Linked DNA regions of Homo sapiens: regions 1, 2, 3, 5, 6 and 7 are each linked to region 4. A link is a loop called in an ENCODE intact Hi-C map of the cell type or tissue named here. Cell type or tissue: endothelial cell of umbilical vein. All regions are shown on one strand.

Evidence for each region. Peaks named below come from ENCODE experiments on the same cell type or tissue, not always from the same donor. Only the 100,000 strongest peaks of a DNase experiment are listed, where the experiment ranks them.
Region 1: a loop joins it to region 4, with 30 times the contacts of the local background. A loop is called at or near these places in 82 of 110 quality-filtered maps.
Region 2: a loop joins it to region 4, with 12 times the contacts of the local background. A loop is called at or near these places in 7 of 110 quality-filtered maps.
Region 3: it touches region 4 in a loop (17-fold over the local background); 4 of 110 quality-filtered maps call a loop at or near these places.
Region 5: it touches region 4 in a loop (21-fold over the local background); 102 of 110 quality-filtered maps call a loop at or near these places.
Region 6: a loop joins it to region 4, with 13 times the contacts of the local background. A loop is called at or near these places in 2 of 110 quality-filtered maps.
Region 7: it touches region 4 in a loop (34-fold over the local background); 15 of 110 quality-filtered maps call a loop at or near these places.

What each region holds. Positions count from the first base shown.
Region 1 is chr10:123,041,227-123,045,226 of GRCh38, forward strand. It overlaps ACADSB (acyl-CoA dehydrogenase short/branched chain), which reads left to right. Exons shown (of 11, transcript NM_001609.4): 5 at 1-153; 6 at 1,820-1,945; 7 at 3,167-3,259. Among named protein-coding and RNA genes, the nearest start is that of ACADSB, 34 kb to the left of the region's middle. RefSeq lists an enhancer at 2,187-2,481. In endothelial cell of umbilical vein, a CTCF peak has its summit at 2,306 (motif pointing right); a DNase peak (open chromatin) is centred at 2,315.
Region 2 is chr10:122,565,753-122,569,752 of GRCh38, forward strand. DMBT1 (deleted in malignant brain tumors 1) reads left to right here. Exons shown (of 56, transcript NM_001377530.1): 2 at 215-244. Among named protein-coding and RNA genes, the nearest start is that of DMBT1, 7.0 kb to the left of the region's middle. In endothelial cell of umbilical vein, CTCF peaks have their summits at 127 (motif pointing left) and 1,509 (motif pointing right); a DNase peak (open chromatin) is centred at 109.
Region 3 is chr10:122,978,532-122,982,531 of GRCh38, forward strand. PSTK (phosphoseryl-tRNA kinase) reads left to right here and starts at 1,870. Exons shown (of 6, transcript NM_001363531.2): 1 at 1,870-2,164. The coding sequence starts at 1,949. RefSeq lists an enhancer at 1,882-2,201. In endothelial cell of umbilical vein, a CTCF peak has its summit at 1,861; a DNase peak (open chromatin) is centred at 2,000; H3K4me3 peaks cover 1,216 bases; H3K27ac peaks cover 641 bases.
Region 4 is chr10:123,557,562-123,561,561 of GRCh38, forward strand. It overlaps LINC02641 (long intergenic non-protein coding RNA 2641), which reads left to right. Exons shown (of 12, transcript XR_007062326.1): 11 at 1-2,635. It overlaps LOC105378530 (a long non-coding RNA gene), which reads right to left and starts at 1,129. Exons shown (of 3, transcript XR_946395.3): 1 at 1,063-1,129. RefSeq lists an enhancer at 786-1,504. In endothelial cell of umbilical vein, a CTCF peak has its summit at 1,983 (motif pointing left); a DNase peak (open chromatin) is centred at 1,960.
Region 5 is chr10:123,131,608-123,135,607 of GRCh38, forward strand. No RefSeq gene overlaps it. Among named protein-coding and RNA genes, the nearest start is that of HMX3, 2.4 kb to the right of the region's middle. RefSeq lists enhancers at 1,230-1,339, 1,406-1,700, 3,578-4,000 and silencers at 1,780-1,869, 3,532-3,651, 3,682-3,811. In endothelial cell of umbilical vein, a CTCF peak has its summit at 1,547 (motif pointing right); a DNase peak (open chromatin) is centred at 1,594; H3K4me3 peaks cover 277 bases; H3K27me3 peaks cover 3,680 bases.
Region 6 is chr10:122,702,273-122,706,272 of GRCh38, forward strand. No RefSeq gene overlaps it. Among named protein-coding and RNA genes, the nearest start is that of C10orf120, 4.4 kb to the left of the region's middle. In endothelial cell of umbilical vein, a CTCF peak has its summit at 1,761 (motif pointing left); a DNase peak (open chromatin) is centred at 1,749; H3K27me3 peaks cover 204 bases.
Region 7 is chr10:122,647,149-122,651,148 of GRCh38, forward strand. No RefSeq gene overlaps it. Among named protein-coding and RNA genes, the nearest start is that of SPADH, 24 kb to the right of the region's middle. RefSeq lists an enhancer at 185-479. In endothelial cell of umbilical vein, a CTCF peak has its summit at 1,763; a DNase peak (open chromatin) is centred at 1,793; H3K27me3 peaks cover 167 bases.

The DNA of each region.
Region 1 (4,000 bases), 520 kb before region 4:
TCAGAGGCTGGAGCAGGTAGTGACTCATTTGCTTTGAAGACCAGAGCTGATAAAGAGGGAGATTATTATGTCCTCAATGGATCAAAGATGTGGATCAGCAGTGCTGAGCACGCAGGGCTCTTTCTGGTGATGGCAAATGTAGACCCTACCATTGTAAGTTTGAAAACGAAATTTCTTTCTTTTTCCAAACCCCTTCTTTTCTCTTTCTTTATCTTTTCCTCCTTCTGTTTCCTTTTTAGGACTTCATCTTGAACTCTTTAGTCTTCTCAGTACTGAAAATGTCAGACTTGAGCTGGCATTTTTTCACTTCGTTAATCTCCTAAAGTAAATATTGTTGACAAAATTATTAATTAGAATTGGCCCACCATATCTGTGGATTCAACCAACTCTGGATTGAAAATATTTGATTAAAAAAAAATTCTGCAAAGTTCCAAAAAGTAAAACTTGAATTTGCTTTGTGCCAACTACCATATTGAATTCACGTGAATAAAGTGACATGCATGTATTATGTTAGGTATCAGATAATCTAGAGATGATTTAGAGTCTACCGGAGCATGTGCATAGGTTATATGCAAATATTACACCATTTTATGTAAGGTACTTGAGCACTGTCAGATTTTGGTATCCATGGGGGTCCTGGAACCACTCCGCCACAGATATGGAGGGATGACTGTTTGTGGAGGACCAACTGTTACTTAGCTCCTAATGGGTTATGTAGGAAGCTAATCTTTTTTCTTTTCTTTTTTTTTTTTTTTTTAATATGGAGTCTCGCTGTATCTCCTAGGCTGGAGTGCAGTGGTGTGATCTCACCTCACTGCAACCTCCTCCTCCTGAGTTCAAGCGATTCTCCTGCCTCAGCCTCCCAAGTATATGAGACTACAGGTGTGCACCACCACGCACAGCTAATTTTTGCATTTTTTGTAGAGACAGAGTTTCGCCATGTTGGCCAGGCTGGTCTCAAACTCCTGACGTCGGATGATCTGCCTGCCTCGGCCTCCCAAATTGCTGGGATTATAGGCGTGAACCACTGCACCTGGCCCTAATCTTTAATTTTGTTGAATTTCCAATTTCTGTTTAGTAATGAAGAATTTAAGTACCTATTTAGTACATTTATTTTTAAGAATATTTTATTCAGTTGGAAAATAGACATATAGCAAAATAATAAATACATTTTTTCACCAGTAAATACAGTATTTTCACTAATGTAACAATTGAATTAAATTGTTAAAACTTTTTTTTTTTTTTTTTTTTGAGACGGAGTTTCGCTCTAGTTGCCTAGACTGGAGTGCAAGGCTGTGATCCCAGCTCACTGCAACCTCCGCCTTCTGGGTTCAAGCAATTCTCCTGCTTCAGCCTCCTGACGGGTGCCTGCCACCACACCCAGCTAATTTTTGTATTTTTAGTAGAGACGTTTTTTCACCATGTTGGCCAGGCTGGTTTCAAACCCCTGACCTCAGGTAATCCGCCCGACTCAGCCTCCGAAAGTGCTGGGATTACAGGCATGAGCCACCGCACCTGGCCTAAAACTTTATATAGTAAAATTAAATTGAGAACATGACATTCTCATGATTATATAATAGTGTAATAATAATTTTAATATTTATGATGGTCTCTGAAAAAGTGAAACAAATGGTAAGGTTCTATAGTTTGGATCTAATGTCCTCTAGCTGCTCTCGTTTCATAATGCCCATGTTGCAATTCTGAGTCCATTAGTATTTATTACCAAAGTCCATTTTTAGTTTTCTTTTTACTTAAACTCTTCAGAAACAAGGCGTTTTATAAATCCAAGTGGTAATAGCGTTTTAATTCTTCTTTTTAGGGATATAAGGGAATTACCTCCTTCTTAGTAGATCGTGATACTCCGGGCCTTCATATAGGGAAACCTGAAAACAAATTGGGGCTCAGAGCTTCTTCCACCTGCCCGTTAACATTCGAAAATGTCAAGGTGGGTATCGTAGACTAATCAGTAAAAGACTGATGCGAAATAAGCCTTGCATGGAACCACAGGAGGTGTGCAAGACAGGTGTCAAAATACTAAGTGGCTATAAGCACACGCAGGAGAGTATTTTGTAAAACCCTGAACAGCGCTCTTTAGTCATGACCAGATAAATGTACTTTTCACAAAAGTGGAAACCTTTCTGCCAAGAAGCTGTCCTGGGAAGCAAGTGCCAAGAATTCATCCCATTTATGTTTTATAACTTATGTGCTTCTGACCACGTATACTTTATAAGCTTGAGACTTGTGAACCAAATGGGGCCGCAGAGAAGGAAGTCTGGTGTCAGTGCACTAAAGGCCACAAGATGGGGGTGTTGCTCAGTGAGAGCGGAAACAGCCAGGCTATTAAACGTGAGCAGCAGAAGATCCAGATAGTTAGTGCTGATGCTGGAGAACTCCCTGTAGGTGGGGCAGGTGGTGTCGGCTTTTCCACCACTCATCACAGAGCTTGATCTTTTTTTTGCATGGCTGTGGGGAGTGAGGGGGAGGATGTCTTTACAGATGTCACTGGGGCCTCATTACTTCACCCCAACTGTTTTCCTCATTCTTACTTTCCCATTTCTTTCTCCATTCTTCCCTGCTCTCTCCCCCAACTACCCATATTACAAAACTAAGTATAGTTTTTTATTATTCTTAATTCTTTATTTTTTTAAAGTATGAATAAGCATTTTAGTCTGTTTCTTCTCTCTTCCTCTTTCTTGTGCATACACCTGTGTACACACATGCACACACACATATACCCCACCGTTGATTTTTATGAGGGTGAATGGTCTCAACAGCAGAAAGGCTTACTACACTTGTTTTTGCAAGTATTTGCAGATCTTTGTAGTTCCTAATATGTTATCTCACACTGTAGCCTACAGATAAGAATTGGGGGGGAAAAGTATTAATTTATGTTATTGATGAATTCTATGAGATTCCCTTACTCTAGATTCACTCATCCATTCAATACCTGTGCAAGGCTCTGGAGGATGCAATCATGAACAGCATGGACTTGAGTCCTTTTCCTCAGAGAGCTGTGGAAAAACAGCGTAGAGGGAGACACAGATGCCGGCAAGTTCTGTGAGAGGGCTAGCACACGAATTGAGAGTCTATGTGTACTTACAAATATATAATCAAAATGAATCATGGAAAATGAAACTGAGAAATAAGTGCACATTTGTATTTTCAGGTTCCAGAAGCCAATATCTTGGGACAAATTGGACATGGCTATAAGTATGCCATAGGGAGTCTCAATGAAGGTAGAATAGGAATTGCTGCACAGGTAAGTCAGATTTAAACTCTTCCATGATGTGAGTCAATTAAACTGTGAAAAGAAAAAAATGCAATGAGACCAATGAATATTTGGAAGCTTATGGACACAAGATGGCACCGTTCCCTTACATGAGGGATAGAATGGCTTATTATTTCTTTCAAATTCCCTTTTGGTCAATTATGTAAGTGTCCATAGAACCAAACAATGGCTTGGTGGTAACAGTGTTTCTGCTTTGAGAACATTAAAGTATTATCTAATACCTGAACCGATAGCTTTTCAAATGTATTGTAAATTAAATATGGCACTTTAAAAAAAATCAACTTTTCAAAGCATGAAATTCATTCTGGAAGGAATTTTTTACATTAAGAATAAATAATATTCCTTCCACTGTGTAGTAAAGATATCTATAGTTAATAAAAGATTTGTTGCTTACTGTTTTGCATGTGAAAACTGGGCAAGTTTTTTGGCGGCACATGAAATAAAATAGCCACAGTTAAGTAGATACATAAAATGAGAACTATTCAAAATTTTTTTTTACCAAATTTGGCTTTTATAATGCATATTGCATTTTTCTATTAAGTAATATCAGTTATTTTCCAGATTAACAAAATGAATAAGGTCTTTGGCTTTACTTTAGTGTCAGTTTTGTAGAGTGTATATATATATATATATATATATATATATATATATATATATTTTTTTTTTTTTTTTTTTTTTTTTGAGATGGAGTCTTGCTCTGTTGCCCAGGCC
Region 2 (4,000 bases), 990 kb before region 4:
ACATCTAAAATGATTGAGCTCCTCATATCCAATCCACTTGCTTTAATCCGCTATTGCAGAATTCATTTAGCAAGAACGTCGGGGACACACAAACCCAAGATTGAGCCACAGCGCCCTCTGGTGTGATTGTACGGTGAAGCTAAAGCCAATTTCTGTGACTTGTAGGAAATCATTTCTAAACAGTGTTTCTAAGACGAATTTGTGTTCTTTCCAGGTGGGTGGATCCCAAGGACTACAGACTACGGTAAGACCTTTTCTTCACTCCTCTTCCCTGGTGGGGTTGGCCAGTTCTCCTCTGCTACTGTTGGCTAGTTGAGGCTGAGCACAGCTGAGGTCACAGAGCAAACGCCTGCCTTGTCGAATGCAGGAATGCCGGGGGGACAGGAGACGTGCGTGCCAAGACCTGGGGCATGTCTCAAGTGCACACTCGGCCAATCCCAGCTGTCATTCTCCTTCCTCTTGCTCTCTGACTCTCAGTCATTTATCAGATGAGGTTAGTTTCAGTTTGGTGTGAGGAGAGATAGTTGAAAATAAAGGTCAGTACCTTTTCTTTTTTTTTCTTTTTCTTTTTTCTTTTTGAGATGGAGTCTTGCTCTGTCACCAGACTGGAGTGCAGTGGTGCAATCTCAGCTCACTGCAACCTCCGCCTCCTGGGTTCAAGCAATTCTCCTGTCTCAGCCTCCAGAGTAGCTGGGACTACAGGTGCGCACCACCACGCCCAGCTAATTTTTGTATTTTTAGTAGAGATGGGGTTTCACCATGTTGGCCAGGATGGTCTTGATCTCTTGACCTCGTGATCCACCCACCTCGGCCTCCCAAAGTGCTGGGGTTACAGGCATGAGCCACTGCGCCCGGCCTACCTTTTCTTTTCACTAATAATGACAGGTATCTTGAAGATAACTAACATCTACCAAGCACTTGTTATATACCCTGCATAAAATGATTTTCATGTATGAAATGAATTGATATATTTTTAAAAAATACTTAAAATACCACCTGGCACCTAATAAGTGCTCAACTAATGCACATAGTGAGTGCTATTATCATGAAATCTTTCCAAGAACACTTTGAGGTAAGTAATACGATTATACCCATTTTGCAGATGGGAAAACCAGGGCACAGTTAGCTAATTTGTCAATATTTCTATGTCTAAGATCATGTGTCTGGTGAGTAGCAGGGCAGAGATTTGAGGCTAGGATGGGTGCCTCCTCTTACCCCTGCCCTGGTCTTTGACTTTGGCTAAATGTCCCTGCCTCTCCAGTGAGAATGTGCAGAGAACTTTGTGCCCAAGTTTAATTTTTCAGGGCCTTCCATGTGTTCACTTAGGATGACTCTGCTCCTGGGCCCTTGGCCTTGTTGAGGTCAGTCCCTCCCCTTCCAGGACATGACTTGAGAGATCCAGAAATGGCCTGGGAAAGGCAGATTTCTGACCAACACAGAGCAAGGGAGAGGCTGAGGCAGGGAGACCGAGCACTCTCCTGGAGGGACCATTCACAGGGTGACCAGGAGGGGGCGCATTGCCCTGCTGCACCTCTAGGTTCATCTCTGATCCAGAAGAGTTGCAGATGGCATAGAAGGTAGGGTGTTTTGCTCGTAAGAGGGGCCCTTCCGAATAAGGCCTCAGGTCTGAACAGGCATCTCCATGGATTATGTCCCTGAGACTGGGGAAGGACAGAGCATGGGAAGTCCAGAATGTACTTTGGGGATACCCTGAAGATGGTCCAGCTGGCCTTTCCTCCCTCTGGGAGGAAAAGCAACCTGCCCCCTCCCTTTGCATCCCATTCCAGCCTCTCACTCTGTGACCACAAGTTTCTCATAATCTCAAACTCACCATTGAAAAGCCACACCCAGGATCTGGCTCCTACTGTCAGGACGGTGGGCTGCACCCCTCAGGACCTGTACCTATTTTCCTCACACCATCAATACAGCTTACCCCAGTGGGTGGTCTAGTGGCATCACGTCGGGCAGGAACATGGTGCTTATTGACTTCCCAGCATGGCCAGCTCCATGGTGGGAAGCAGGCTCAATTAGCCCCTCCCAGGAGAGGAGGCTGGAAAAGTAGGTCGAGGCTTGCTCTTGGACTTGATCCTGATGGGACTGGAGAGTGTACTGAAGCATTTTGAGCAAGGAATTGAATTGAATATATTTGTACTTTCTAAAGATAAAACTTGAAAACCACCTGGAGACCAGTGAATCCTCTTAGTATAGAAATGGGTGCAGAGTAAGCACTCCATCGATGCTGATTGAATCAATGAATGTGGATGGACTAGAGAAAGGAAGAGCAGACACTGAGGATTCAGCTGGGAGGAGGCCAGGTTCAAGGGGATGAAGGCTTATCCCAGTGAAATGGCAGTGGGAACGACACGGAAGGAATGACCTTGGTGATGTTAGATGTAGGATGTGAGGAGAAGGAGGAGTCGAATATGATGCCCTTATTCCCAGCATGGTTAATATGGAGCATGATGACATCCTTAATTCAAACGGAGGGAAGAGGCTGTGTTGAGTTTGGGATGATGTGGGGGGTAGGATGGCCAGGAGGCCACTGAAAATGCTGGTCTAGAGCTCAGGGCTGGGCTGTCAGGGCTGAGTCAGAACCAGAGAGGTGGATTTGGGGGTCTTCTGGAAAGTTCTCAGAGTACATGAGGTTCTCCAGGGGGAAAATACAGAATGAGAAGAGGGCAAAGAGAGAACATGGAAGAACAAGGATACTTAAGATCCTGCTGGGAGAAAGATTGTAAATAAGCAGGGTGGTGAGAGGAAGAAGGAGGAGTGAGGAGGGTAGGGATGCAAGTCAAGGGGGCCGAGAGCACCAAGATAAAAGCTTCTGGCTGTGTCACTGCAGGTCTGCCTCTGAGGCTGGTGAATGGAGGTGACCGGTGTCAGGGCCGGGTGGAGGTCCTGTACCAAGGCTAATGGGGCACTATGTGTGATGACAGCTGGGACGCCCAGGATGCAGATGTTGTCTGCAGGCAGCTCGGCTGTGGCTATTCCATGTCAGCCCTGGGCGGGGCCCACTTTGGTCAGGGCTTGGGTAACATTCCCTTGGGTGACTTGCATTGCTTGGGAAGGGAGTCCTACCTGTCAAGCTGTCCCCACAGCGGATGGTACAACCACGAATGTGGCCACAGGGAAGATGCTGGTGTCATGTGCTCAGGTAGTGTGGATATCACCTTGCTCTGTGTATCTGCAACTCTGAGTCAATATTACCACACATAAGTATGTGTGCGTACATATGTGTGTGCTCTACAGCTTACCTGCTTTGCAGTAAGTCATGTCTTAATTGATATTGGAGGGCAGGTGGTACTGGCCCTTTTCATAGACAATGAAGGTCAAGGGATCATCGGCCAGTCCTTCTAAAGCTGGATATAGTGGAGGCAGGCTTCAGTCTCACCCCCCAGAGCCTGCTGATGCAATCACCTCATGGAGTGGTTTTGATGAGCAGCATCACGACCACCCCCGGCCTGGGATACCAAATATATATCTTCCTAAGTGGCAGTTTCTCCTCCTTTAAAAGCTGACGAGGATGGAGGAACTGCTGGTCCTTAAAACATAAATGTATACCAACATCAAATTGAGGAGTGAACCAAAGCATTCTCTTTATTTGGAATTAAATGACAAATAAAAGCTACTTAATATCCTCAATGGAAAAGAGAACTTCTCCTGGACCCAACCCAGCAAATCCCAGTGTTGATTTCCTTTGTTTGCGTAGTGCCAGGAAGTGTGTGGACACCAAGGGGTCCTTTAGTTCCCAAAGAAACCTTCAAGGACACTGTCCCATGGCGTGTTCCCCAAAGAGGAGTTTGTGGTTAGAATGTTCACTTCTAGAGCAACTCTGGCATTTGCCGTATGGACTGGACTGAGCCCATGCCACCATGCATGGGATGTACCCTTGATAATCCAACCAGCAAGTGGGACTGGACTCCCCAAGGGGACATGGTCCTCCATGCAGCCACTTTGTGAGTGATTTATTTCGGCATTCTGAAAAGGTTGGTATTCTTTC
Region 3 (4,000 bases), 580 kb before region 4:
GTGGGGGAGGTTATGAATGAGGAGGGGAAGGAGTATATGAGAACTCTACTTTCTGCTCAGTTTAGCTGTGAACCTAAAACTGCTTTAAAAAATAAAGCCTATTTAAAAAAAATACATAACCAAAACAAAAATAACTATGATAAAAAGAAAAAAAAAACCGGTTGCCTGCAGGGGTTAAATGGGTGTGGATGTGGAGGATGGGAGATAAAAGACAGTGGAGCCAGGCTCAATGGCACATGCCTATAGTCCCAGCTACTCAGGAGGCTGAGATAGGAGGATTGCTTGAGCCTAGAAATTCGAGGTTACAATGAGCTATGGTTCCACTCCAGCTTGGGTGACAAAGCAAAACCCTGTCTCTTAAAAAAGTGGGGGAGGGGCAAATTAAGGAGAGGGACCTTATACTGGACCAATAATGATAAAATGTCATGAAATAAAGAGTTTAACTCATTGCTCTTCACTTTCAGTCCAAAGGAAAATGAGATTATTTGTAAGTGCTTCATACAAATTATATCAGCTTTAGCAGGTTACTCGTCATATTTTGACACAGTATACACTGATTTTGTCCTTACGTCTTCACATTTTGAACATACCCTTTACAGGTAAGAAGGAATTATCCCCTAAAATATAAGGATAAAAGAATCTGGAATCTAGGCCCGACGCGGTGGCTCACGCCTGTAATACCAGCACTTTGGGAAGCCGAGGCGGGTGGATCATTTGCGGTCAGTTCAAGACCAGCCTGTCCAACATGAGGAAACCCCGTTCTTACTGAAAATACAAAAATTAATTGGGCAGTAGTGGTGTTCGCCTGTAATCCCAGCTACTCGGGAGGCTGAGGCAGGAGAATCCCTCGAGCCTGAGAGGCGGAGGTTGCGGTGAGCCGAGATCGGACCACTGCACTCCAGTCCGGGCGAGAGAGTGAGACGCTGTCTCAAAAAACAAAAAACTGTAATCTGAATTCAATTTTTCTACAACACACCCCCAGACAAAAAAAACTTGGCCAGCCGCGGTGGCTTGCGCCTGTAATCTTTGGGAGGCCGAGGCGGGCGGATCACAAGGTCAGGAAATCGAGACCATCCTGGCTAACATGGTGAAACCCCGTCTCCACTAAAAATACAAAAAGTTAGCTGGGCCTGGTGGCAAGCGCCTGTATTCCCAGCTACTCGGAGGCTGAGGCAGGAGAATGGCGTGAACCCAGGAGGCGGAGGTTGCAGAGGTTGCAGTGAGCCGAGATTGCGCCACTGCACTCCAGCCTGGGCGACAGAGCGAGACTCCGTCTTAAAAACAAACAAAAAACAAAAACTTGTTTTGTACCTCTCCATAGCTTAGTATTACTTTTTAACACAAACACCTATTGTTCTCTGTCTGCATGCACTGGAATTGAGGTCTGTGGATGTGCCTTTCCTGACAATATTTCTTCACGCTTGCTGCCCACTGGTGCTGTGAGGGCACAATAACGAATGTTTACTTTGCCCTTGCACTCTTCACATCTGGGAACCGCAAAGGAGCGCGGTGGTCGGACTGTCAGCCTCGCCTTCTATTCTTTGATTTCCAGTAACTTATTTTCGAAAGATTGCTGGAGGGAAAGGCTCAACGTCTCTTTTGGGATTTTCCTAAGCAGAAAGACCTCATCCTAACAAAACTGAGGCGCCAATCCTACTGGCTGGCAACTTTCGGCAGGGAGGGTGATTCTATTTGAAGATCAATCCTAACTCTGGGACCCCTTGGGAATGTCCAGGAGCTAGGAACGCAGCGCCGCGGTCTCTCCAGCCTCTGGTCCCTGGGAGCAAGCAGGGCACCGGTGGAGCAGGTGCCTCTGGGGCCGCACGGAAACCCAGCTAGGCCAGTTCCTCCACTGCGCCGGTAGGCGGCGGAGACGCTGCGCGTGCGCGCAGGGCAGACGGTAGAGCGGAGACGACGCTCCCAGACTCCTCCGGTCTCCCCGGGCAGCATGAAGACCGCCGAGAACATCAGAGGAACCGGCAGCGACGGGCCGCGGAAACGAGGCCTCTGCGTCCTCTGTGGCCTCCCCGCGGCAGGAAAATCGACTTTCGCGCGCGCCCTCGCCCACCGGCTGCAGCAGGAGCAGGGTTGGGCCATCGGTGTTGTCGCGTATGATGACGTCATGCCCGACGCGTTTCTCGCCGGGGCAAGAGCGCGACCGGCGGTCAGCACGGAGGGGCGGGGCCTGGGCCGCGGGGCGGGGCGGGGCGGGGCGGGGCGGGGCGGGGACACTCGCGTCCACGCGGTCCTGGGTGATTTGCCATGAGCGCCCATTGCTTGGTGTGGGAGGTGAAGTTCGAGAAAAGTGGAGCTGGGTTAACATAGTTACTGCAGAGGGTGAATGCGTTGGCTGTAGAAAGTGGTTACAAAGCCAACTGTTAGAACGATGCATTTTAGATGCTTATCTGTATATTTGATGCATGTATATGTTGTATATTCTATACAGTTGAGTCTTCAGACAGGGTCAGGTTCTCAAGTCAGCGTGCAAGGTGGAAAGCCCCTATAGTCAAATGCACTGTCGAAAATCCCTTAGGAAGTTTCTCCTTAGGAGAGGGAAAGAAGTTCTAAAACTTGAACGTCTAGCTACGGGTGGATTCAGGTTTTGTAATTTGAGGAATCCTCTTTAAGAAAAGGAATAAAAACTATAAGTAACAAAATTTCTGGGGTCCCTCAGAACGATAGAAAGAGGCTGTACAAATGCATTATCAGACCTATGAAGCTTAATCTTTGTTCATCTCAAAGTAAATCTGCCTCTGCCAGCTTTGGGAAGGATGGCTGTTTCTTAGTTGACCACCAGAGGAAGTAATGGGTTTGTATTTACGGAAAAACTTGTATGTTCCAAATACATCTCTTTAAGCCCTCCTCATCTCACACTCAGCACAGTGAGATACATCCTCTTGGAGAAGCATGTGGAAACTGAGACCACTGGGGGAAGAGTAGATTACATTCGTGTTTCTCATGCTCACTCTTGAGTAAATACTCTTTGAAATATTCTGAAATGTTAACATTATTATTTTTGTTGTTTAATGCCTAATGTAGATGAATTTACAGAAATCAAATGCAAATGTTATGTGACTCTACTTTCTAAGTATATATACAAAAATACAGTACATTTGGTGCATGGGCTCTCCAGCAAGGTGTATCTACTTTCTCATTCTTGGTTAATTGTGAAGTAAGTGCAGTGTCAGGATAGCGCAGGATTGACCTGGATGATAGTATTTTCAACACTTCGGAGAAAGCTGAAAGTTGTCGATAGGGATTGTTGTATTTGCTGGCTTTCCCTTCACTTGTATTATGTTGTTTTTTCCACGCTTTTCCTATGGACAAAGACTGTGGGACTCATCTGCTCACTTAGGAAGTGATATGTGTTTCCAATTTAGTGGGTTTAGCTGATGTGTTTGTTGTATGTAGTGTAATCTCAGTGGTGGTAAGGCATGGGCAGGCAAGTGAGAGTTCTCACTCCCCTGTCCTCGTGTTTTCCCTCCAGCTTAGATTTCTTAACTATGTCAGGATTCTCCACAGCCCTTGACCAGCACAAGATTACTTGTATTCTCAAGCTGTTTATTCCCCTCAGTTTGTTTCCTCCATCTTTCCCCATCCCATATCAACTCATTTGTTAGCCTGAGGTCTTTTCTTCTTGACCCAGAGACTTTTCACCTGATCTTTTTGCTGTCTACTACCTTTCCCATTTCAGGGGAAAACCTGCATTATTATATCTTAGCCAGACTATTTTGACTCCACCTTTCTCTTGGATGATAAATAAGTTCTTTCATTTATTCACTTATTCAGTCAGTCATCCATTTAATATACATTTCTGGAGCACCGACCCTCTGCTGGAGGCTGAGTATGCAATGGACAGTGATCTAGCAGAGAGAGAAGTGTAAACAAATGCTTAAACTGTGTAAGCACTGCTAGAGTGGAGATATATGTATAGAATGGGGTTTCATGATGGGCAAGGGAGAGGCTGAGCTGCCTTCTGCATGGTTGAGTCTGAGAAAGC
Region 4 (4,000 bases):
ACTGAAGTCACAGGACTGTTCCACCCAGAACAGCAGGGTTGGGGGAGCCTGGGCACCAGCATGTCTTGGGAGGGCTGAGCCCCAGGCCAGGGCAGGGGTGCCCCATGTCACCATCCCTCAGCCCAGCATGGCAGACTGACCATTTGCCTCAGTTTCTCTAATGCCATCTGCTCTTCACCTGAGTCAAGGGGATAAACAATTTAGAAAAACAAAGCCCCCGAAAAATGCAATCTCAGCATTAGGCATGGTGTTATAATAGAGACAGCATACAAGAGACTGAATTCTAGAAGCTGCAATCAACAGGCCGACTCCCTCCCCAGGGGCATCAGGGGCTGCCGGGGGTATCTTGGGCCCACTTACGCACGGGCATTTCAGGGGTCACAGGAGGTGAAAAAGCAGGCTTGGCTTCAGGTTTAAGGACCAAGAGAGACTCACCATGCTGTTGCCCCAAATGGTCACTTTCAAACCCACCAGTGTCCTCCAAAAAAGCTGCTTATATTTTTAAACACCAGGGTCAAATGTTTTAACAATAAATTCTTGTCCCGCAGTGAATAATTTGCTTTAGTTTCTGTGGGATTAGTAGTCATGGAAAGCTAGAGCTTTCCTTGCCTGTACTAACTGTCACTTCTGATGCACTAAGGACAGGATTAGGTACAGCCAGATGACATTTATATACAACAATTTTTCTGCTAATAAAATACCCTACAGATTCTTATGCAGCCCCAGCTTCACATGTCAGAGACTGAAAATAGCTCTAATCCTGACTCTCCCTCCACCCCCAGAATGAGAAGAGCATCTTTTTAACCCCCATTTAACAGTAGAGGAAGCCGAGGTTCAGAGATGGCAGCAGGGAGATCCCTGACTCCCATGGCCAGCCGAACAGGGACTGAAACCCAGGTCTACCCTCGGGGAGGTGACAGGCACCCTCCCACCCTCCTCCCTCTTTCCTTTGAAGGTTCAGTTCCAGATCTTGCCCTGGGTTGAAGCAAGAGATAGTTAAAAAAAAAAAAAAAAAAAAGAGTAAGATGAGGCCTCACCATTCCCAGAACACACTTAGCTTACATTTTCAGGTGTTGGAAGCCCCGGAGCCTCACAGGGGACCACGCCCACTGCCAGGAGCTGCAGCGATTCCCCTTTTGTGGTCAGGGAGGCCGTGGAGCCCTGGGTGACCCTGTGACTTCCCAGGCTGCAGGTGGGATTGAGCCAGGCACTGCGCACGCAGCACTGTGAGCCGCTGGCCCAGGCCAGGCTCCAGAGATGGGAGCTCCGCGGGTTCACAGTCGTCTGTGACAGCAGAGCTGAGGGGAGGACGCAGACCCTGGCCTGACCTTGGGCTACCTCTCAGGGTTAGGCCACTGCCTCTGCTGCAGACCCAGGCGGCGCCCAAAGCCTGGGCGTCCCTCCGCTGCAGTGAAAGGGAAAAGAAAACCGGGCTGCGGTAATGCCTGGAGCCAAAATCTCAGGGAGAAGCCCAGCTCCCGACACCTACCCTCTTAAAGTGCAGTTGGATTGAATGAGGCTAAAGGAAGTAACAGGAACCCCGGCCTGGAGGAAGGAGCACGTGCTATGGGCCTCAGAGGGTGGCAGAGGAGGTCTGCAGGGGCGAGAATCTCGGACAGAGCCGAGGCACAGGTGAGCGGTGCCCGGCACAGCAGCCTGGTAGATGGGATCGGGGCGGACAGCGGGGGAGAGCGGAGAGGGGTCCGCCTGGGTTCACACCCCAACACCCACCAGGAGCCCCTGGGAACCAGTCAGGCCCCCAGCCCAATCCCAGTTTCCCCAGGCCACTGCTGGAACAAAAAGCCTCACTGCAGACAATGGGCCCTTTCTGTAGATGCCCGCTCGGGGCTGGGCACAATCGCCGATTCATAAGCCAGGCAAGGCCCCACAATACCCAGGCTGTGTCCAAGAAGGACACCGACGGGAACTCGGAGAGGCCAGTGTCTTTGGTGGGGAAAGGCTGCTCCCTGGTGGTCCACAGGGGCAGTGCGCATGACCAGGGCTCCCAGACTTCAGGCAAGGATGATGGCGGAGAGACACGGCTTAGAAGTCATCCCACCATATGGACGGGGAAACTGAGGCCCAGAGACATGCAGAGACTTGGCTCGGACTGTTTTCTTCAATGTGAGATAGGATTTGAAGGGGGAAAGTGAAGGAGTTATTTCACCTGATGTGTTAAGTGCGGAGTGAGGTAGGTGGGATTTAGAGGGGAAAGCGAAGAAGGAGTTATTTCACTCAAAGTGCGGAGTGACGAAGATGAAGGAACACGAGGTAGCCGGGCAGTGGGTGCTGAGTTGGCTGACACTGGCTTCCTTCCAGAGCGCAGGGGTGCATCCTTCCGAACCTCGCATTCAGTGACGTCACCTTGGTGATTTGAAGTAGGCCCTGGTGGAAGTATTTACACCATGGACATCAGCAAATGCAACCAAGACCTCCCGCTACCCTGGAGAGCTGGGTTTAAGACATTTGCCAGCACACCACTGCCCAGGGACCAGTCTCAGCTCCAGAGCTGTGGGTTATTGGTAAAGGATGTGATTTCATTGAGCCTCAGTTTCTGTATCTGTAAAGCAGGAATCTATCACTTATGAAATATCCTGTGCAGGCACAATCTTAGGTGTGGAGGATACAATACAACGTAAGTAAGATAAAAGTATCCACCTGTGTGGAGCTTGTATTTTGGTGGGGAGACAAACAAGGGAACTATAATGATATGTCATGTCATAATACATGCAATGATGACAAAGCCAGGTGAAAAGGCGATGATGGTCATTAAGTTCAAGATGGGGAGGGGTTGGGGTGAGGGCTGGCCTGTCTGAGGAGGGGCATTTGCAGTGCTGGAGCAAGCCATGGAGGACAGGAATTGCTCCAGTCAGAGGAACAGCAAGGACAAGGGGCCCAAGACGGCATGTACTAGAGGCTCCACGCATAGAAAAAGCCAGCCATCCCCAGCGCTGTAACTGAGTGGCCAGTGGTGGGAGGTGAGGTCACAGACGCGGAGGGGGCATACATGGGGTGAGCGTTTCAGTCTCAAAGTATGGACAGCCCCAGGGGCTTTTGCAGAACAAAGTGATAAGATCTGATTTGCCATTTAAAATAATCCTTCTGAGTTCCTGTGGGGTAAAAGACTGGAGAGGAGGGTGTGTGAGGTGGGGCCAGGAGCCCAGGGAGCTAGGTCGGGGCCCCTCTGCTAAGTGAACAGGGGAGAACAGTGCCTTGTGGTTTCCTGACATTTAAAGTGGAGGCTTTAAGGTACATGGGTGCCTCACATCTTCAGGCATTCCAGACGCCGCTTCCTCCCGCTCCTGATTGTACAATAACCTTTACCCTCTGTGGGGTATCATTCTGTGTGCATTCATCCTCATCTGGGTCATGTCTCCCACTTACTTGGTGACGACCTGGGGCTTAGAGATACTGTGGAGCCTGCTCAGGGGACACAGCCAGTGAGCAGACACTCAGTCTCTCAGGTTCCAGGCCAGTGGGGCGTGGTCTTGGAGGGTCTGGCTGGTCAGAGTCCCTAATCAGCACCCAGCTCTGGGCTTCCTTTCCACACCTCCCATGCCTCTCTCCATGCAGCTCTTTCCCCAGCTACTGAGACCTTCTGGGCCCTTTCCCTCATCACCGCTCCCTGCCTAGGACCCTTCCAACTTCCTCAATTTCCAACAGGAGTGAATAATCAGGAGGCTTCCTCCTGGGGGATGCCTTTACCTGGATGGGCCTGCCTCAGGCTGTTCTACCTGAATCCATTAACTCCTGAACCATAAACCACAAATTCCCCAGGGCAGGAGTCGTGTTCATCTCTGTGGACTTGAGGGTCTGGCCCTGAGTAGCGGCTTGCACGTGTTGTTAGCAATAATGACAGCTGGGCTTATGATGCAGGTACTGTGTCACGCAAGGTGCTGAGTGCTTTACCTGTGGTGTCTTATTTGACCTTCACAAGCACCCTGAGAGGAAGTTAAGGATATTATCCTTTTCAGCACTGGGTACGTTATTTGTTGGGGAC
Region 5 (4,000 bases), 430 kb before region 4:
TTATAGTGCCTGGCTTCTAATAAGGATTCAATGACCGTGAGCCGACATTACCTCCACATAACTGTTACCCTCACTGTCATGAAAGGGTAAGACATTCAGTCACTCTAAGGACATTGTATGTGATGCAGGAAACATATGTGATCAGGCACAGCTTGGCTGTGACCTGTCTCCCAGGGCTGTGTATTTTCTAAGGGTCAGTATTTAGTCAGAGGGAGACATCATTGGCAGCATTCCTGGTGGCATCGAGAAAGATGGGAGAGAACTTTCCAGGAAAGTCCCAGTAAAGAGCTTGTGTAGCATGTGTAGGTAGCACAGTTTCCCCAGGATCACAATTCCAGGCTTTTGTCCATTCTGCCTTCAAAGCAAGGACCTGCAGGTCAGAAGAGGTGGGTGGTAAAATGAGGCCATCAGGACCAGGGCAAACCCTCTATGTTAATTGTGGGGGCCTCCAGCCTGGGAGTTTTGCAGCTTTGGCTAGAAGCCTAAGCAGTCCCCACCCCGTCCATGGATAAGGAGGTGGGCTGTGCCAGGAAGCTGCTCCAAGGAGAAGGACCGTAGTATGGCTATGGAGGGAAGGAAGCAGCCTTCTCTTAGATGAAGTACTGAAAAATATGGAAAGCTCCCCTCCTTTGGGAAGCGCCTTGCTTACTGACTTGTGTGTGTGCACAAACGTGTATGTGCTTTGTGTGTGTGGTGGGCCTGGGGCAGGTGAGAATGCCATGCCAAGCACTCCTGTATCAGGCCTCATGCTTTTGTGTAAAAGTTGGGTGTTAATCACTGGCATTCTCCAGTCCCCTTCTGCCCTCTTGGCTCCTTGTCCCAAGGGTGGGTGGTGTAGAGACCCGCTCTCACAGCCCATCTGCCTGAGATTAGCCTGGGAAAGGTCCCCCAAAGGTCCTATTCCTTGGGCTCCTTTAGGTTTTGTAAAATGCAGCATCAAAAGATCTCAGATTTCATTAAACTCTTTAAAAACAGCTTTTGGGTATGATCAGGCTATCTGAAGGTCCCTAATCAAGTGGGCCAATTCTCTGTAAGGGAACTGTGAATCCATTCATTCATTCATCCATTCATTCATTCGTCTCACTCAGGCATTCAGGCATTAATACAAGCGTTTCCTGAGCACAAGCATTTCCTGAGCACAAGCGTTTCGTCCGCTGATCGGCCGGCGGCGCTGAGTCCTGGGAAGACGAATGAGGCAGGCCCGTTCCCTCCTTCCCTCCCCGAGTCCTTCCTGGAGAACACCTAGCCTGAGGTTAGGACCGGCACCTAAAGGATAGAACGAGACGGGGACCACAGAATGGGCCCTAAAACAGGCAGGAAAAGCGGGAAGGAGGATGACAGGCAGGCGAGACCACTTCCTGTCGTGGCCAGGTAGAGATCAGCAGAGATCTGAAGGCGATTTCACCCACTTCTTCTCCCGGGATCCAGAGAAAAAATGCTTTTGTTTTCTAACTGCGGCGGCGAAGGGCGAGACCTCAATGGCTTTTAAACGTCCTGCGCCGGGACAGCGGTTTCTCCAGCGGAACCTGCAGGCTTGGTTCAGAGGCTGTCCCATAGAGGGCGCTGTCTGCCTGACTTTGAATGGAGTCGTGAGCGCAAGAACGCTGGCAACACCTCTCGCCAGACGGCGAGTAAAGGGCTGAGTCCGCGCCCAGACCCGACTCCCACCAGCTTTCTCGAAGGGGAAGGGAAAGATCTACTCAATACATCCCGCTTTTCAAGCCCAGCAATCCCTAAAACTGAGAGGATGGGCTGAGAGTGCTGACACTGGAGAAGCTCCTCTCCCGGGCCAAACACAAGCACATAACAGCGCCCCTGCGCGCCCCTGGGAGGGGAGTCAACCGGAGAACTTGGGGCGACAACCGGAAAGCCGGGATCCGGTAGCCGCACAGCAGGGATGCGGGCGGCTGTCCCGGACTCTTCTCCCGCCACACTGGGCCTGTCCCCTCCCCATCTGAGTCTAGCGCTGGAGTTGTGATCAGCCACGAGTCCCCCTCCCCAGACTGAACCCTCAGCATTCCCAGTTTAAAGTCGACTTTCGTGCGTCAGAACTCTAGCCAAGTTTGCATGCGTCTGCGCTGAATGGCGAAGCTCCCAAAACACACAGGCATACACGCCGGGGTCTCTCCACGCATACTCGGCCGCGTGGCAGGCTGTGTGCAGGCGGTGCCCACCCAACCCTCATAGACCTACGTGCATCGAGCTATTTCTGCGGTTGGGGGAAAATGACCTCTGGGTATCCAGCAGCGATTGGGCGACCTAGGCCCAGTTTCCTCCTCTCTGGGCGCGGGTTTCCACTTACAAAATCCAAGTATGAGACCCACCCTGCTGGGGTCTCAGGGCAGTGATCCGTTCCAACCCAGATTTTGGATGGCGTAGCGTTTTGCATTCCAGTAAAGCCCTGTGTAAACTCAAGGGAGTAATAACAGTAATTGTTTATGGAAGCGCCATTTACGTTTCCAGATTTCCAAAGCAAAAATGGGGTTCGCTGCTGTAGATGAATGCAGAAAGAAACATTACATATGCCCGTCGAGATTTGGTGGGGGAGGGTCTGACGCCCCAGGACCGAAAAACAAAATCTACCTCTCAAGTGGGGACCCCACACGATCACGTCTGCCAATGCAGGGCGGCCTTGAATTAGGCGAGGCTCAATCTAACGAAAAAGAAAGCGGTGGGGAGGTGAAGGGATCCCAAAAAGCCCTCGTGTGCGGGAGCTTCACCAGGGTGGAAGAGGGTGAGGCCAGTTTGTCACCTTTCTCTGATAAGAAAGCTGTCTCTCGGGAGGGGACCTCACAAACAATTCTGATTTACTTGATGCTTAAATCATGAGTCTTAAATGTCTGCCTCATGGGCTTCTCGTGCGAACCGGGGAGCTGTTTTTAAAGCCAGTGGAGTGGAATGTCCTTTCACTAAGCCGTTCTGCAAAGGTCCAGTGTGGTTCTCTAAGGACTTCGCTGCCGTCGAGACGCGCAGCGGATGCCGCTGCTTGCCGCGGCGGAGGAAGCTACGCCGCTGCGCCTTCGGTTCACCTTGCCCCCATTAAAGCGTTAGTTAGACAGCTCCAAACGCCAGCTGGCCGGAGAGACTTCCTGGGAGAAAGTGCTGTCGTCGGGGTCACAGACTCGGAGTTGATCCGCGAGCCTTGGGCACCGGCGGCCAGAGCAGAGGGGTGCCCTTCCGAGAGCAGCCGTCGGTGCCGAGAAGCTGTTGCCCCAGCAGCCCCACCGAGTGACGCGCGGGTTTTGGCCGGGTCAGCGCGCATACGCACACAGGCACACCCACTCCTGGTCCCGGGGGAAGGCTCACTCTTCGGTTTTCCAGGGCTAAAGGCCAAGGCCACGCGGATTTCTGAGTCCGAAGACGCAGTGCGAGGACTTACACCTGGATTCCCTTACTATCGGCTGGATGGTGGGTGGGGAACCCAAATCCCTCTCTTCTTGGCCTCGCCCTTCCTAGCAGGCTTTAGGAAAAATACCGAGGTCGCCGGACCCCAAAGGGTAGGAAAATGATGAGTTCTCCGAGGGCCGAGGTCACGTCCTGCCTCTTGGGCCGGCGCTGCGTGGCTCTCCAGCTGCGTGGGGGCGGCGGGCCCCTGTCCAGCCCCAGGGGGCGGGGGAGCGGCAGCTGCGAGCGCAGATAACCCCGAGGTGACCCGGGAGGGCCTGGTCCGCCCCTCCCCCCTCCCGCAGGCCTGGCGGCGGGAAGCGGGTCCCTGCGCCGCAGGGGGGAGAGGCAGGCGCGGTCTCCGGGCTCGCGGCCGTTAGTGCGCTTCGGCCAAGGGCGCCGCCTGCTCCGCGTCCCTCGCTCGCCTCCTGCGCTCGCAGGAGCGCTCCGAGTGCCTCTTTAGCGGGAGCCAATATCCTTTTGTGCTAATAGGCTTGTCCTCATTTGCTGCCTAATTGGACTATATAAAGCCAATAACGGGCGGGCTCTTATAGCCCGAAGCCAAAGCGCCAAAATCCGAGGGAAGGCGAGGAGGGGGCGGTGGCGGAGGCGGCTG
Region 6 (4,000 bases), 860 kb before region 4:
CATACACACATATATATAAATATATATACACATATACATATATACTAATCATATGAGAGAGAGATTTATTATCTATTATTTATTTTAGGGAATTAGCTTACATGATTACAGAGGCTAGCAAGTGCAAAATCTGCAGGGTAGGCTGGCAGGCTAGAGGCCCAGGAAGAAGTCAGTGTTTCAGTTCAAGTCCAAAGGCCATCTGATGGCAGAATTGCTTCTTGCTCAGGAAAAGTCAGTCTTTTGTTCTATTCAGGCCTTTGTGAGGCTCATCCACACAATGCAAGGCAATTTGCTTTGCTCAAACTCCACCGATTTAAATGTTAATCTCATCCCAAAACACTGTCCCAGAAACATTCAGAATAATACATCATACCAAATACCTGGGCCCCATGGCCTAATCGAGTTGGCATATAAAATTAACCATGACACCTACTTATAGTTCATAGGTTTTTAATAATTTGTTTAAATGTATTATAGTTTTAAAATATCAGGCTTTTCGTTTCTATACATAATTTTACCCATTATTGAACTTTATATTAACAGATTCACATAGTATGTGTTCCTTTGTGTCTGCTTTGTGCCCCTTCTTATGAAAAAAAAGTTACAATTCTCTTACTGATATGCTTGTACATTCCTTTTTATTGTTGTTTAGCATGATGATGCTATGATTTATTTATCAGTCATCTGTTGCTTACAGTTGGGTGGTTTCCGATTTGGGGAGCATTCTTCTACATGTCTCCTTGGGATTACGTGCATGCTTTTCTCTACCAATTCACATTCCCACCAGTAGTGTATGAGAATCCCTGTGGATACTCATCTTGCCGATACAGGTAGATTGGTTATGGTATCTTGGATGGTTTTCATTTACATTTTTCTGGTTAGAAATAAAATTGAACACTTTTTCTATTGGCCATTGAGATTATTCTTTGTGAAATGTCTATTCAAGTCTTTTGCTCACTATTTTCTAGTTTTTGTTTTCTTATTGATATGTTAGATTTCTTTATATGTTCTTGATATAGGCCCTTTGTCAGTTAAATGTGTTGCATATACCCACTCCTACTCTGCAATTCACCTTTTTACTGTCTTTAAGGTGTCTTTTGATGAATGGAAGTCCTTATTTTTATACTAGCTGCACTCTAATTTATCAGCCTTTCCCTTTATGGTTAGTGCTTTCATGTCTTGTTTAAAAAATCATCTCCTACCTCATGATACTCTCACATATTATACACACACATATACACATACACATACACACACATAGATACACATACACACATGCAAATACATACACACAGACACATACACACAGAGAGATACACACACACATACACAAATGCATACATACACATACACATACATATACACACATATACACACACACACAAACACACACACAGACACATATACACACACATATACACATACATACACATACACACAGAGACACATAAACACACACACATACACATACACACACCCAGAGACACATACACACATTCACACAGTGATATTCTCCTATGTCACTCTCTAAAACCTTTGATATTTTTTTCTTTTGAAGTTTGTTAACGTCTTATCCTCATTTTATTAACTTTATTTTTCCACCTTATTTTCTTTTAAGCATATTTTGCAACTTATTTTTATAATGGCTATCAAAAAGTGTGACGGTGTGTGAATAAGTCATACACAAAACCCTGGGGACTCCTCACCCTCTGGCAGCTGCCCCTGCAGCCATCCCTGGGCTCTGGCTCCCTCTGGTGGATCTTGCAGAGGCTGGCTCTCCAAAGACCCATCGGCCATCTCCCTCTCTCCAAGGCTGAGTCTATGCAGGTAGCCGCCTTGAAGCGTGGAAATGGTGCTCCTTCTTAACATTGCATGAGATCCACACCTTGTATAAGGAGCTGTGCTCTTTAAAATCGTAGTCTCCTCTACAAAACCACCAGCTCAGGGCACACCACATTCTGGGAAGTGTCCTCTAGGTCAGTGCTTCTCAAACATTAATGTGCGTGTGAATCTCCTGGAGGTCTTGTGGAAATGCGGAGTCTGATTCTGCAGGTCTGGGCCAGGACCTGCACCTCTAACAAGTTCCCAAGAGAAGCAAAGTTGTGACTCTCTGTGTAGGTCACTCAATAAGAGGTGATCCTCAAAGCATGTCCCTGGGCCAGCGGTGGCAGCAGCAGCATCACCCAAGACATGCAGACTGTCAGGCCCCATACAGAACTACTGAGTCACAATCTGCATCTCAGCCAGTTCCCGGGTGAATGGCAGGCGTGGTAAAGTGTGAAAGGAATCTGGCCCGGGCAATGTTCTCATCTGCTGCCTGTGAAGGATCAGACAATGGACAGCCTGTGCAGAGCACCTGTGGACAGAATTCTATGGGTTCCACAGCAAAGTGCCTCAGACGTCCCGGTTTCCAGGCTGAGCCTTCACCCTTCTTGGCATGAAAGGGTCCTTTGATGCCTAGTTTCCTCAGTCTCCTTCCTTTCGGCACAAGGGTTGAGGAGACCTGGCTCAGTCAGCCTTGTTCCAAACCATTACCTAGGAATGGGGTCAGCTGTGCCTCTTTGAGGAGCCTCTTTTGAGAGGTTCACCCAGAAGAGTGAGACCCAGGAGCAGGAGAGGCCAATTCTCATTTAGCCCTCTGGGAGTGGTTTCAGCCACAATGAGGTGTCATAAGCTTGATCTTTGCTTCTTCTGTCTCTCTTAGGGGAGCAGATTATTAACTGGGGAAGTCAAAACCCTAAAAGGGTGATTTTCATCAAACTTCAGATTCTAGTCAACAATGCTGACATTCCTGCCCACATGTGTCTTTTATTTTCCCCCAGAATTTCTGCTGGGTTCTTTGCAGGCCCTACCAACAAGCACTTTCCCTCTGAGATGGAGTCTGTCCCAGTGGGGGCCAAGCAGATGAAAAACAGCATCAGGGCTCATGAGGAGAGATCTTCTCTAGCCTCCCTTGGCCAATTAAATGGAGATCATTGTCCAACACCATATTATCTTTCTGAAAGGAGACCTTGGGAATCCCCCTGTGGTTGCCTCTGCTGCTATTAAAATCCACTGAAGGGCATGAGGAATTCTTTTTTGAAGTACAGGAGGGCTTGGGTTCTTGAATTTGGAGAGGTAATATGGTAGGCGTTCATCTTCACGGTAAGGCCAATAGATGCACATTTTAAGAGCCAATAGGCTCGGCCAGGCACGGTGGCTCATGCCTGTAATCCCAGCATTTTGGTAGGCCGAGGCAGGTGGATCACGAGAACAGGAGATCGAGACCATCTTGACCAACATGTTGAAACCCCGTCTCTACTAAAATACAAAAAATTAGTCAGGCGTGGTGGCAGGCACCTGTAGTCCCAGCTACTCGGGAGGTTGAGGTAAGGGAGTCGCTTGAACCCCGGAGGTGGAGGTTGCAGTGAGCCGAGATCATGCCACTACACTCCAGCCTGGCAACAGAGCAAGACTCTGTCTCAAAGAAAAAAAAAAAAAGCTCCAAAAAATATGTCTCTAGATGCCTGAATTTTCTCTTTAGAAATGTGGTCAGTTGAGGGCACAGAATAAAACCCTGAGGTATTAGTTGACTTTTCTGATGGGTTTTGATGCCATGATCCTAATAAAGAGATACTAGAGTATGATGGTCAACAGCATGGGTATGAAGTCACTGGCGTGCTAGTAAATGTTAACAACCGGCTCTCTGAATGAAGTTGACAAATGTAGCAAATAAAAATACAGGGCATCTGTTAAATTTGAATTTCAGATATGTCTCATTTACTTATACAAAGAATTTTTCATTTTTATTGAAAATTCAAATTTAATTGGGTATCCTGTTATTATCAGGCAACCCTATTTCTGGGGGGGGATGTGAGCAGAGGGGTGCCTCTCGCTACTTGCCAGCTTACTATCTCTTTTTCTTTTTAACATTAATGCCTATGTCATTCTTTTCCTTCCAACTTTTATTTCAGATTCAGGGGGTATGTGTGGGTTTGTTATACGGATAAATTATGTGTCA
Region 7 (4,000 bases), 910 kb before region 4:
TTCATTCATTCGTTCATTCACTCATTCATGAATGTCTAAGTTGTACCCTGTGCTTGAGAAGGAGCAGTGGAGGCTGTGGGTCCCTGCTGTGAGGATGAGGGGGACCCTGGGGCTGGGGGCTCAGCAGGCTTGCCCTGAGTGGTCCCCATGAGCGCCAGCCCCAAGCCAGGCTCTGTACTTGAACCTGTGGATACAAAGAGGGGTCATGCAGGGGTCACCATTATAAGGGGAAATTTATTTCCACAGGAAACATTTCCACCTCCTGAAGTGTCCCCTCTCCTTAAAAATAGCCCCAGTAGCCAGTGCTTCTTCACAGATAACCACCACAGTGTTAGCCACTTGGCAGCCTCTCAAGGAAGGAGGTAATGGCCCCTTTATCAGCAGGGCCCAGCCAGGAGAGTGGCTAGTAGGGACAGATGAGTTTGGTAGCAAGAGGCAGTGAGGTCCAGGTGAAAGGTAGAGCAGAAGACAGGGCCACCGGTGACAGGGGCTCTGGACTAAAGCTGTCAGAGTGTGACTGAGGGTCCAGTCACAGGGGACACAGAGAAGTGGGCTTGCTTGGGAGCAGGGACCCATCCTCCCCATCCACACCACATCTCCACACTCAGGGAGGATTGGGCTGACACCAAGTGGCTGTGATTCCCAGCAACTGAGACTGTGGTTTGAGGCAAGGGTGCTCAACTCTACTGCACGTGAGAATGGCCCGGGGGCTTTTGAACCTGCTGCTGCCAGGCTGCACCCAAGCCAGTTAGATCAGAATCTAATCAGAGGGTAGGCCTGGACATTGGTGACCCACCAGACTCAGGTTGTTCCAAGATTGAGAGCTGCTGGTTTAGGACTCCTTAAATCCCTCTGAGAGAGTCCAGGTTGTGCCCTGTGCTTAAGAAGGAGCAGTGGAGACTATGGGTCCCTGCTGTGAGGATGAGGGGGACCCTGGTGCGGGGTTCTCAGCAGGCTTGCCCTGAGTGTTCCTGAAAGATCTACTTTCCAAGTCCCAAAAGACCGTATCAAAATCCCACTGACCTAAAGTGCCTCATTTCTGCTGATTCATATTTGCCCCAGCCTCTGCCATCCATAAGAACATGCCATGGAGGAAACACTGATTAAGCATCTTCTGCCAGCCTGGCACCTTGGACATAATCCTCTAATCCTCCATGTGGCCAGGTATTATTCTCACCTGGCAGGGATGGAAACTGAGGCTGAGAGAGGCAAGTCAGCACAGAACTGCACAGGATTCAGGTAGCGAGTGGCAGAGTTGGGGTCTGAGTCGGGGTCACTGACTTCTGGTCCTAGGTTCCCTCCTCCCTGTTCCATCATCCCCAAGGCACCAGGAGCCCAGGAGCCCAGGAGGCCTGGCCTCACATTGAGTTTGCACAGAGAACTGCATCAGACACACTCCTGTCTGCAGCTCCTATGTAAGATGTGGTACCAGGTGCAAAAGGAGGGCTTAAAGGAGGGTTGTGATGTCTACACCACACCCACACCCCAGCTGGCCCCACGGGACTACTCACTTGACCTGTGGTGGCTCCTCCAAGTTCTCCGCACCTCCAGTACCTGCTCATAGCCCGGTGATCCTGCTCCAGGCTCCACCTTCAGCAGAGTGACTGACAACCAGGGGCCAAGAGAACACAAGGCCGGGCCACATGGCACCTGTTTTGAGCTGTCTCCTGTGACCTTGTAGGGACAGAGGCTGCCCTCCAGCCCCTTCGAACCACAGCATCTCACCATCCTCCTGTTATCCCACCTGCCAGTGCCAGAGGGCGCTGCAGAACAACCTTGGAGCTATTTTATTCCTGAAGAACTTGTTACTGTGTTTACTGTGAGTGCCCGTGGTTGTCCATTACAGGAAGGGGTTCCACAGTTTTCAGCTCTAATAAAGGACTCCTGTGAAAGCCTGTCCTGGCTCCTTTCCATTACTTTAAGGGGACAGAATCCGATCTACTGTCTGACAACAGAGTGGATGGTAGCTCCCCTTTCTGCCTGGTCCCTACCACAGGCTGAAGGTGGCATTCAGCAGCCCCTTGAGATCTTGTCCCCTCCAGCCCTGTTCCTGGCATCCAAATCCCTGCAGTGGCTAGTAAGGGGTTCTGCCCTGGGCAGGGGCTCTATCCTCTGCAGGTTTGATGGCACCTGAATGGCTTCTGGTGTGTGGGAATCAGGGACAGCCCCAGCCAATGGTCGTTTCCTGTAGGGGATGAAACTTTGACCTCAGCATCTCTTCCCATTGCCTGTGTTGGCTGGAGTACTTAGTGTCCCGAGTGCTTGGCAAGGCCACTCAGGTGTGCACTGACTGGAGGGAGAAGGTCCTCTCGGGAAACCTGTGTCTGTGAAATGCTGCATTTTCAGAAATCATACAAGCTGGATGTTATGTGGCCATTATTAAAAATTAAATTGTAGAGTCTTACAATTAAATAAATATTATATTAAAAATAAAAATATTAAATACCAAAACTCAGCACTTTCTGGTTATTTGACTCCATTTTACTATTACCTGTGCCCAAGGATATTTACATCACGTTGTGTCTGTCTGCTGGAAATACTGTCCCCCGCGGAGTGACTGCCCAGCTCTCCCAGCTCCACATGCAATGGCGTCTTATTGCTGGCATAAAATGGCCATGGGGGGAGGATTCACACCATGGAAATCACGCTACAAAGGAAGCTTCCACCTTCCCAGAGCCTGTTGTTAAAGATTTCACAATGCCCCACTGCCTACAGCTCACCCAGAAAGGGGCAAATACACTAGGAGAGCTTGGAAAAAGGCTTCATTGGCCTGCCACCATGTTCAAGTTTCCTTCATTGGCATTAAATTTTTTTGGAAAGCGTCTGTGTTTTAGCAAGTGTGGAATCCAAAGCTACCTCGGCAGGGAGATGCCTTGGGAAGCTCCCACAGGCTCTGATGAAAGCAGTGGTTGTGGCACCTGGCCTACTCTTGGCCCCTGGGGAAGGGAAAGCTGTCCAGGTACAGGTTAGGGGCAGGCCAAAGACGGGAAGCCAGGTGGTGGAGGCTATGGGATGGCACACGTCAGAGTCCTGCCTCATCTCCCTCTGCCTGAGTCCAGCACCAAATTCCCTCTCCTGCTCCTCTTAGCCATGAGGACGTCTGATATCCCTCAGCTCCATCTTTGGATATCTGGCCTGAGCCAACCTTCAGGTGACAGTTCTGTTTTCCCTGGAACTCTATACCTATAAGTGCCTGGGAGCCCATATGGTTTGTCCAAGCTTCGAAATGAGGAACAGCATCCCTGCTGAATCAGAGACAAAGATTTGTTTCTGTAACAGCATCTTCCAAGAGGCTTAAGCTCCAAGATTAAGTGATGGAGTCATGTGGGGGCACTGATGACTCCAAGGGCTTGGCCTGGGACAACTGCTCAGGACAAAGGAGAAGCCAAGGCAGAGTGAGGCCACCATGCTGGGTAATGACTCATCTGATTGAGATCTAAGATTTGTACAGAGCTAGCAGGGAACATAGAGGAGTGAACGCTTTCAAAATCTGCTCCATCCTCATTCACAGCCTGCTGGGGAGCTCTCTATGGTCAAGGAGGCTTGGAATGGGTGCACAGCCACCCAGGCTTTCCTGTGTTCTGATGAGTTAGAATCTCTCCTCAACCAACCCACCTCCACCCCATGCACCACTGCAGATTTCTACATATGGGACTACAGGTGGCAAAGATGGGGAGTCTGCTTCTTGATACCTGTCTTCTCCCAAGTATGTAAATACTGGAGGGTTGAGTGTTGGCCTGGGGTGCCTAGGCATAGTGCCAAGCTCAGACTTTTGTATTGGAGGGGTGGGTGGGGGTGGAAAATTATGAAGAAACTCACAGGGAACACAGGATCAGTAACTTCTCAGGATAGAGACCCACAGTGACTGTCCCAGCTTGTCACCTTCTCCCAGAGGGATGCCTTCTGTGTGCTGTGAGGAGAGCAGAAGAGTTGGGGAGGGGGTATCAGGAAGCTACTGGAACTCTTAAATCTTTGTGGAAGCCTCACTGGTTAAGTTTGG